2 separate regions of the Homo sapiens genome follow, and region 1 is linked to region 2. A link is a loop called in an ENCODE intact Hi-C map of the cell type or tissue named here. Cell type or tissue: CD14-positive monocyte. All regions are shown on one strand.

Region 1 (5,000 bases), 88 kb before region 2:
GGGCCCGGGCGTGGGGGGCCGAAGGAGGAAGCGCGCGGGGCGCCATAAGGAGGAAGCGGGTAGTCGACCGTGTCCGCGCGCCTGGGAGACGCTGCCTCGGCCCGGACGCGCCCGCGCCCCCGCGGCTGGAGGGTGGTGAGTGCACCCGCGCCCCTCCCGGGGTACGCGCCGAGCCCCAGCCCGTGACCCCTGCCTGCCGCCTGCCCCGGCGTGGAGCTCAGGGCCCGCCGCCCGCCCTGGGCCCGACCGCGGTGGGAGCCAGAGGAGGGGAGGCGGGGGGTCAGAGCCCCAGGCCTCAGCAGCGACCTGAGGGCCGGGTCTCTCCCGCCTCCCCTCCGCCCGGGCGCCCTCCTCGGCGCGGCCGGCAGGTCGGTGCTGAGGGTCGGGTCCGCCTCGGAGGCGGGGAAGGCTTTGTTGTGTCCTCTCCACGTGGCCTGGGGATTCAGGGGAGGGGTGCGGGGCGCGGGGAGGGGGAGGGGCCGAGGCCAGCCCCGGAGAGGAGAAAACCCGCGGGCCTGGCCGGGTGCAGGCCACCCTTGCCGGCGGATCGGAATCCCCGCCCACACCGTGGTCTTTCCAGCACCGCAGACACCTGCCGGCTCCTCCCGAGCGGAGCTCAGGGCTGACAAAGCGCGGTCAGAGCGGCCGCTTACTGGGGCTCGCCCGCTCCTTAGAGCACTGGCAATGATGTGCGGATCCTCGCTGCTGCTGCTGGGAAACTGTTGAGTGGCTGAATGACCCCAGGGGACCCTGGGAGAGCTCTGAAGCCCTCAGCCACCAAGTGGCTGGGCTGGCAAGGGTTCATTCATTCATTCAACAAATACGAATGTGCAGCGGTGCTGGGGTCATGATGGCTCGGTGGGCAGCGAGGGGCCGGGCCGGCTGGAGGAGCACAGTGCGGATTCTGTAAGTGGGCTGGGGGCTGGGCCTTCTGCGGCTGGACCGGCCTTCACCTGCAGGCAGGGTTGGGGCAGGTGAGGAGCAGATGGACCCACCCAGAGCTCTTCCACCTTCTCAGGCTTGCACCCCCTTCCTGGAGCCTTATCCACACCCTCAGTCCTCGCTCTCACTGTGGGGGAGCTGCAGAGGATGCGGTTTTTCCACATTCCATCTCCACCCACAGGAGGCTTTGAGATGGGGGGAGCTCTCCTGGGCCTGAATGTGTGCCGTCCTGGGGCCCTGCAGTCCCCTGGGAGTGATGACCGAGACCAGATTCCCTGAGCTGGGGTCTTAAGGGTGTGGGGAGCGCAGAGGGATCCTCTGGCATCAGGAGTTGAGGTAGACAGAGCTCCAGGGAGGCACTGCCGGGAGGACGACCCTGGCCAAGCCTCTGCCTGCGGCCCAGGGTGTGCGTCCCTGCCCCTTCTGCCCCTCTTGCCCAGGGAGGGAAGAGGAAATGCGGGGTCAGCAGTTCGTGGCTGGGGTTTAAAGGCAGGGATCTCCCAGGACGGGCACAGGGAGCATGAGGAAGCAGCTCGTGTCTCTGTTCATGAGATGTGAGAGTGGTGACTGAGACGAGGGGTGCAGAGACCTGCCGTGGCTGGGGCGAGGTGCTGTTAGTGCTTCTGAGGAGGTTGGGCAGGATAGACGGTGGCTGTCAGGTGGTCTCAAGGTTGTGCAGGAGCTTGCCAGAGAGGGAAGCGGGGCATGGCCCCAGGGTGGTATGGGGGATTCTAGGGGGAGGGTGCCTGGGTGGGAAGGGGTGTCGCATGCCCAGCTCAGAGGCCTTGCTTAGGGGTGCTCACAGGCTCGGCTGACGTGAGGATGCTGATCGAAGGAGCTGAGGGTCCCACTCATTTGCAAGGGGGAACTGTCTGCCCAGGAGCCCCAGCAGTGCCCAGGCCCCTGGACTGACAAGGATGGATGAGGGTGATGGAGGCGGATGGACATTTGACACTGGAGCCTGCCTTCCAGGCAGAAGGGCCGTGAGTCATCCTCTCTCCGGTGCCAAGTGGAGGGGCTGAGCAGGTCCTCGACGTGACCGAGGACTGTGCCCGTTTTTTCAGGGGACCCGGAGCGCTGGCTCTGGCTGTCAGCCCATGAGAGACCTCCCTGCAGAGCTGTGGCCTCTGGAAATGCTTCCTGTCGTTGACATCTGGTCACCATTCTCCAGCTGGGGCTGTGGAGGGCAGCACAGGCCTGGAGTGTCCCCGAGAGCAGCTGGGCGTCTGCCCCTGCCCACCCCACAGGGCCTCCCACTCACAGGGCCTAATTAGCAGCTCCATGGCTGCCATACCTGGCGGACCGCCCTCAGCGGCCACATATATCCTTGCCCCAAGCCAATGACAGGTCTGAAGAAGACACTGATGGAGCTGAAGCACAGGACAGAGACAAGCACCTGTGTGCCGGACGCTCACGGAGCACTTGATGTGTGCTGACTGGCTCACATCACGGTGGTCAGACGAGGGTAGCATCCCCATTCTCCAGATGGTGTAACTGAGGCAAGGAGAGGCTAAGTAACTTGTCCAAGGTCACACCCGAGGGAGTTGGACTTCAGGGTCTCAGCTCTGAGCATCAGGCACACTGCCCAGATTCCCCCTCCACATGTCACACCTGTTAGGCCACTGGGGGTAAGGAGCCTTTCTGTGGCCTCGCTCCCCTGTGAGCCCCTGGGAGGGAGGCAGCCCAGATTCCAAGGCAGCGAGTGACGTGTGTGGGAAAGGGGAAGCTTCCGGGGCAGGGGTTCAGAAACCTCGCAGTGGGGTTTTCCCCAAGAGCCACTGCTGGCAGGTTCCTACAGCCCCATCCAGCCCCAACACAGCCTGCCTCTTTTCCTTCCTCTTCCTCCTTTTCTCTTTCTGCCTGCGTTGGTCCAAAATGGGGAAGTTTCACATAAATGGCAAACAGGCCACAAAGCAGCTATTTCTGGAGGTGCTGCTGCCTTGCAGATTGAATTCTTGGTTGGCATTTTAGGTGTTTGTTTTCAGGATCCTTTTCTGTAGAAGAAGCCAACAACTAAGAAAAGGAGGAAGTGGCTTTGGGAGGCTGAGACGGGAGGATTGCTCGAGCCCGGGAGGTCAAGGCTATAGTGAGCTGTGATTGCACCGCCGCACTCCTTGAATCCTATCAGCTTGGCCAGGGTGGGGGTGGGAAGTGGGGTCTTAAAGGGGAAAGACCAGCCGGGCGCGGTGGCTCACGCCTGTAATCCCAGCACTTTGGGAGGCCGAGTTGGGCGGATCATGAGGTCAGGAGATCAAGACCGTCCTGACTAAGACGTTGAAACCCCGTCTCTACTAAAAATACAGAAAATTAGCTGTGCGTGGTGGGGGGCGCCCATAGTCCCAGCTACCTGGGAGGCTGAGGCAGGAGAATGGTGTGAACCCGGGAGGTGGAGCTTGCAGTGAGCCGAGATCGCGCCACTGCACTCCAGCCTGGGGGACAGAGCGAGACTCCGTCTCAAAAAAAAAGTGGGGGAAAGATCACCATCTGGATCATAGACCAGACCTGAAAGGGGGCTGGTCACTTTTAGGTACGTAGAGTAACTGGAAAGACACACTGTCCTAGTGGAAGCCGTGGGTGGCCTCTGTGGCTGCTGTGGCCCCAGGGGAGGAGATACCTGTCTTCTGGGGCTGCGGCTCAGTCTGGCTCCGGGTCCGGATCACCAGGGAACTTTCTGCAGAGCATCCTGCCTGGGCTTTGCCTGGTCTGCATGGGATCCCCCAGCCTGTGGCTCAGCCCGCTTCTATGCTCATAGCCATGCTGGCGCCGGGGGCAGTCCTTGGCTTCCCTCCTCGTTGGCTTAACAAACCCCCTTTCTTCAGAGGAAGGAAAGTGTGCCGTGGCCTGGTGGGACAGGCTGGGCTTGGAGGTGCCAAATGTCCTGTGTGCTTGGGGACAGCTGCTGAACCTCCCCGCCGCCGTCACGGCCCTTGGCCAAGAGCTTTCATCCAAGGCTGGCAGTAGTTGCTCTATTTCTGTTATGGGGCACCTCTGCATCTGGGTTTGGTTTAATTTGTGTAACTGAATGTCTCATTTTATTCCTCACATTCATTCTGTGAAGTTTCCCTTGTCTGGGTGAGTGTTCAGGTGACTACAACCCTGGGTCCGGGATGGGCGGTGTTCCAGGAGCTTCTGCTTGGGCCTCTCCCATTCTCCCCCAAAACCAAAGAGAAGGGAAAACCCTTTGTAAGTGGATGTCACATGTCAGGTGCTTTTTCTGATACTGCATGTGATCCCACAAGGCAGGGAGTGTCCCCTTTTACAGACGGGGAAGGTGAGATCACATTGCAGGTTCAAAGCCCGACATGACCTGTCCACCTTTACAGCTTCCCTCTCTGGGCTGGGAGTGCGTGAGGGCTTCTTAAAATGCAGATGGACTTGGGGGATTGAGCTTCTCTGGGGTTCTGGTGTTTTTGTAGGGAGAGCCATCTGGGGTCAGGGCTGGGGTGGGGACAGCAGGAGAACAGGACAGGAGTGGCAACCCAGGGCCAGGGAAGGGAGTAGGCAGGGGTAGCATATGGGGGTGGAAAGAAAGGGGCCAGTGGCACGAAGGGCCCTGGGAGGCAGCAGCGTGTCCCTCCTGGGGGTAAGTCCAGGAAGGTGGCCATCCCCGAGGAGCTCCGTTCCTGTGACAATGAGGCTAGGCCTGAGGGCACCGGAGGCCAGCGGGCAAGTGCACACCCCCAAGCCTGGCGGGGCACCACGTGACCAGGCCTGGTATTGGGACTGGGAGTGGCTCCTGCACCAGCTGGCATCTGCCTAGAGACAGGAAGGTGGGTGCCTCCTGGGTTCAGCTGGGAACTCTGAGCTTTGGGTGCTGGAGGTCACTGCGTTTGGGATGGCTGCCTCCTGGACCCAGCTGCCTCTGTGTGTGGAGTCAGTAAGGCACCGTCCTGGCTGCGGAACTGAGGCAGGCATGCTATGAGAAGATAAAATTGCCTTAACAACTGTCCCCAGGATCCTTCCAGCAGGCACTTCCTTGCTGTGCCCTGGAAAAGCGGGGTGGCACTCTGGATGACAGCACAGCCTCAGGGTGCTTCTCTGTGGCCCACACACCCTTC
Region 2 (5,000 bases):
TCCTGGGTTCAAGAGATTCTCATGCCTTAGCCTCCGAGGTAGCTGGAATTACAGGTGTGCACCACCATGCCTGGCTAATTTTTTTGTATTTTTATAGAGGCAGGGTTTCACCATGTTGGCTGGGGTCATCTCAAACTCCTGGCCTCAAGTGATCCACCCACTTCAGCCTCCCAAAGTGCTGGGACTACAGGCACCGCACCTGGTCTCGGGATTATTTGTACATTTCTATCTGTGTTTTTTCTCTACTAACGAGGAACATGAGTTATGAACATAATTTATAATTTTGATCATTAAAAATTATTGGGCAGGCTGGGTACGGTGGCTCACGCCTGTAATCCCAGCACTTTGGGAGGCTGAGGTGGGCGGGTCATGAGGTCAGGAGATCAAGAACATCCTGGCTAACACGGTGAAACCCCGTCTCTACTAAAAATTACCAAAAGAGTAGCTGGGTGTGGTGGTGGGCACTGTAGCTCCAGCTACTCAGGAGGCTGAGGCAGGAGAATGGCGTGAAGCTGGGAGGCGGAGCTTGCAGTGAGTCGAGATCCCGCCACTGCACTCCAGCCTGGGCAACAGAGCGAGACTTTGTCTCAAAAAAAAAAAAAAAAAAAAAAAAAAAAAGAAAAAGAAAAAATTATTGGGCAATATATGTCCACACAAAAACTTGCACAAGAATATTCACAGCAGCATTATACATAATAGTAAACAAGTAGAAACAACCTAAATTTCCATTAACTAATGAATGAATAAACAAAATATGACACATCCACACAGTGGAATATTATTTGACTGTAAAAAGTAATGAAGTACTGATACATGCTACAACATGGATGACCCTTGAAAACATTATGCTAAGTCGGCCAGGTGCAGTTGTTCACGCCTGTAATCCCAGCACTCTGGGAGGCCGAGACAGGTGGATCATTTGAGGTCAGGAGTTGGAGACCAGCCTGGCCAATATGGTGAAACCCCGTCTCTACTAAAAACAAAAATTAGCTGGGCGTGGTGGTGGGTACCTGTAATCCCAGCTATTCAAGAGGCTGAGGCTGGAGAATTGCTTGAACCTTAAAGTCGGAGGTTGCAGTGAGCCCAGATCATGCCACTGCATGCCAGCCTGTGCAACAGAGCAAGGCGATGTCTTAAAAAACAGCAACAACAACAAAAATACATTATGCTAAGTAAAAAATGCCAGTCACAAAAGACCACATAGTGGCCAGGCGCAGTGGATCACGCCTTTAATCCCAGCACTTTGGGAGACCGAGGTGGGCGGATCACCTGAGGTCAGGAGTTCAAGACCAGCCTGAGCAACATGGAGAAACCTTGTCTCTATTAAACGTACAAAAAATTACAGGCCGGGCGTGGTGGCTCATGCCTGTAATCCCAGCACTTTGGGAGGCCAAGGCGGGCAGAAAACAAGGTCAGGAGATCAACGAGACCATCCTGGCTAACACGCTGAAACCCCGTCTCTACTAAAAATACAAAAAATTAGTCGGGTGTGGTGGCAGGCGCCTGTAGTCCCAGCTACTCGGGAGGCTGAGGCAGGAGAATGGCCTGAACCCAGGAGGCGGAGCTTGCAGTGAGCCAAGATCCCGCCACCGCACTCCAGCCTGGGCAAAGAGCCAGACTCTGTCAAAAAAAAAAAAAATACAAAAAATTAGCCAGGTTTGGTGGCACATACCTGTAATCCTGGCTACTCAGGAGGCTGAGACAGGAGAATCATTTGAACCTGGGAGATGGAGGTTGTGGTGGGCCGAGATGGTGCCACTGCACTCCAGCCTGGGCAATGAGAGCGAAACTGCATCTCAAAACACCACCACCACCACCACATAGTGAACTATTCTATTTATGTATATTTCCAGAATAGGCAAATCAATAAAAACAGAATGGAGATCAGTGGGTGCCTGGTGTGGGGTGGGGTTGGGGCCTGGGGCTAGTGGGAATGGGAAGTGGCTGCTAATGTGTATTGTGTTTCTTTAAGGAGAACCGAAAGTGTTCTAAATTTAGATCATGGTGATAAATTCTGTGAATACACTACAACCACTGAATTGTACTTTATTATTATTATTATTTATTTAATAAATAGAGACATGGTCTCCCTATGTTGCCCAGTGTGGTTTTGAACTCAGGGGCTCAAGCAACCCTCCTGAGGCCTTGGCCTCCCACAGTGCTAGAATTACAGGCATGAGTCCCTGTGCCCAGACTGAACTGGACCTTTTAAATGGGTGAATTTTATGGTATGTAAAATATATCTCAATAAAGCTGTAAAAATATATTTATATCATTGGGTAAGATGTTCAGTGCAGCATTACCTATGGAAGACAAAACCGGAAATAATGCAAATGCTGTGTAGTCGTCGTCCAGTGAAAAAAGGAATAATAATCCAAATGCTCCCCTCAATAACAAGGGAACAGGCCAGGCATGGTGGCTTACACCTGTAATCCCAGTGCTCACTACTGCACTCCAGCCTGGGCAACAGAGCAAGACCCTGTCTCTGAAATAGTAATAATAATAATAATAATAATAATAATAATAATAATAATGGAATGACTGAGTAAAAACATTTATTCAGTGAATGAAATTTCACGCAGTTAGTAGAGTAACTATTTTTAAAGTTTATGTTGTAATGTTAAGTGCAAAATAAAATGGCTATAAAGTTGAATGTACATTATAATTACAGTTATCTATAGTATATATGTATGCAAAAATAAAAGCGTATGCTTACTTTTTCCTTTTTATGTCGTTATTACTTATAAAGGTAATACTAAATACAAATCAAACCATAGTGAATGGAAAGAACCTTAACATGATCATTTATCCGATACTTAACATGAGAAACTGCTACATCTAACCTGTTAGGTATAGTTGGGGAACTTCCATCAACATATCCTCCAGGAAAGAAAAAAGGCTACCTTCTAGTTTTACCCTTATAAACTTCTACCAATGTATAATTGGTGTAAGTTGTTAACTGTTGAGAATACCCCACTGTAAAAATCAAATTAAACCAACAGTAAACCATAACAAACACAATCTGCTTATTAACTAGAAAAATAAGAATAAACAGACCTTCAGAAATTTCTTTGTCCAGAGATTTTAGCTCTTCTTCAATTTCAGTTTTAACTTTTAATAAAATTTCTTGATCCAGAGATTGTGAAGCTATATCTAGTTGAACCCCTGAAAGCAACAAAAAAGGTTATTATTGAAAGAGGGAGAGAGAAACCATTAGAATATAATAGCACTTTTTTTTTTTTTTTTGAGACGGAGTCTCGCACTGTCACTGGGGCTGGAGTGCAATGGCATGATCTCCGCTCACTGCAACCTCTGCCTCCTAGGTTCAAGCGATTCTCCTGCCTCAGCCTCCCAAGTAACTGGGATTATAGGCGCCTGCCACCACGCCTGGCTAATTTTTTTGTATTTTTAGTAGAGACAGGTTTCACTATGTTGGCCAGGCTGGTCTCGAACTCCTGACCTTGTGATCCGCCTGCCTCGGCCTCCCAAAGTGCTGGGATTTCAGGCGTAAGCCACTGCACCCAGCCCTACAATAGCAATTTGTTAAGCCAAAAAATGCAAAATCAAAATTCATTATCAAAATTAGGGACGGGAGGAAATCCTTTTTGCAATAATTAAAAAACAAAAATCAAAAACAACCTTTAGTAGAAATATTTGGGCCTATGGATTGAGAGTGAGTAAGTCTCCACCTTTCCAGATGTTTCTGCCAGAAACAGGGAAATTGAGCTGAATCTTCAGAAACACATTAACTCAAGAGGAGGTTGGGAAAGATGTATCAATAAGTCGGGCCAGTCCTCTCTTTTTGTAGACAATGTATCCTTTTTAAAAAGTATGAAGATGGAATATGATAAAAACAAAAAGAATTCATGCTATTAATATTTCAGTGGTGGTGGGAGATGTCCATTCCCCCCACTTCAAATTATATAGATCCCTAATTGTATCTCACTTTTGGACACATTTTTAGATGATATACTTCTAGCATTTTATACATGCTTTGTAATTTTCTTTCTTTTCTTCCCCCAACCCTGCCCACAACAGTTAGTTGACTGCTGCTTAAGTCCACAAAGCACACAACTGAGGCTAAAATTCCACCACTGTGGGCATAACGATTTCTTTGTACCAATCACATTAGATTTATGAGTTATGCTCATCACCAGTCTCTCATGCTTATTACTGGTTAATTCTATTTTGCTACTAAGTTTTCTAAATACAGCAAGATAATTATATATCTTTGCAAGTACTAAGGTACAAAAAAAGATACTGCTGAAGCCTGAAAGCAGTACCTCTGTCATTTGACAGTCCAATTTCACCCAAGTTAGTTTTAGTGATAACAATACACAATAATGGCTAATATCAAGTGCTGGGGGCACTATACTAAGCACTTTGTATGTACATGTACGTACGTATGTATGTATGTGTATATACACATATGCTCATAAAATGCTCATAACAACCCTTTGAGATAGGTATTACTATTATCCTCAGTTTGCAGGTGAAAAACCAAGACACAGGGAAGAAATGTGACCAAGGGTGCACCAACAGCAGAGCTCAGATACAAACCCAGGCAGTCAACTTTCAGGGTCTGGGCCCTAACCCCTGCACAATGTCGCCTCTCGCCATTCTTGCAAGCATGGACTATATTAAATCAAACACCCCAAAGTCCAAGCCTGCCTCTATGACAGTGATCACAGCACAGCAGTTCTTGTTCTTGGGCTTTTTGAGATTTCAGGCTCTTAAGAGAATGTCAATAAAATAATGGCCCCTCCTCCCACAATGTTTGGCAAGCAATTTTAGGGCATTCATGGACCCTCTCAGGACCTCTATAAGCCTTGGTTTAAACTCTTTACTAATTACCATCTAATTTTCCTTTTTTTTTTTTTCAGACGGAGTCTCGCTCTGTCCCCCAGGCTGGAGTACAGTGGCGCAAGCTCTGCTCACTGTAAGCTCCGCCTCCCAGGTTCACGCCATTCTCCTGCTCCCAAGTAGCTGGGACTACAGGC

What was found. A loop is a pair of places that touch in the nucleus more often than their neighbours do. Peaks named below come from ENCODE experiments on the same cell type or tissue, not always from the same donor. Only the 100,000 strongest peaks of a DNase experiment are listed, where the experiment ranks them.
Region 1: a loop joins it to region 2, with 2.7 times the contacts of the local background. A loop is called at or near these places in 2 of 110 quality-filtered maps.

Annotation. Positions count from the first base shown.
Region 1 is chr22:17,769,516-17,774,515 of GRCh38, reverse strand. It overlaps BID (BH3 interacting domain death agonist), which reads left to right and starts at 47. Exons shown (of 6, transcript NM_001196.4): 1 at 47-135. RefSeq lists silencers at 1-18, 39-88, 109-178, 209-538 and an enhancer at 2,579-2,718. In CD14-positive monocyte, no CTCF peak of the experiment used is centred here; DNase peaks (open chromatin) are centred at 55, 1,445, 2,725, 4,985 and 2 weaker places; H3K4me3 peaks cover 4,903 bases; H3K27ac peaks cover 5,000 bases.
Region 2 is chr22:17,681,379-17,686,378 of GRCh38, reverse strand. It overlaps BCL2L13 (BCL2 like 13), which reads right to left. Exons shown (of 7, transcript NM_015367.4): 3 at 3,058-3,165. Among named protein-coding and RNA genes, the nearest start is that of BCL2L13, 45 kb to the right of the region's middle. In CD14-positive monocyte, no CTCF peak of the experiment used is centred here; a DNase peak (open chromatin) is centred at 1,958; H3K4me3 peaks cover 532 bases; H3K27ac peaks cover 1,588 bases.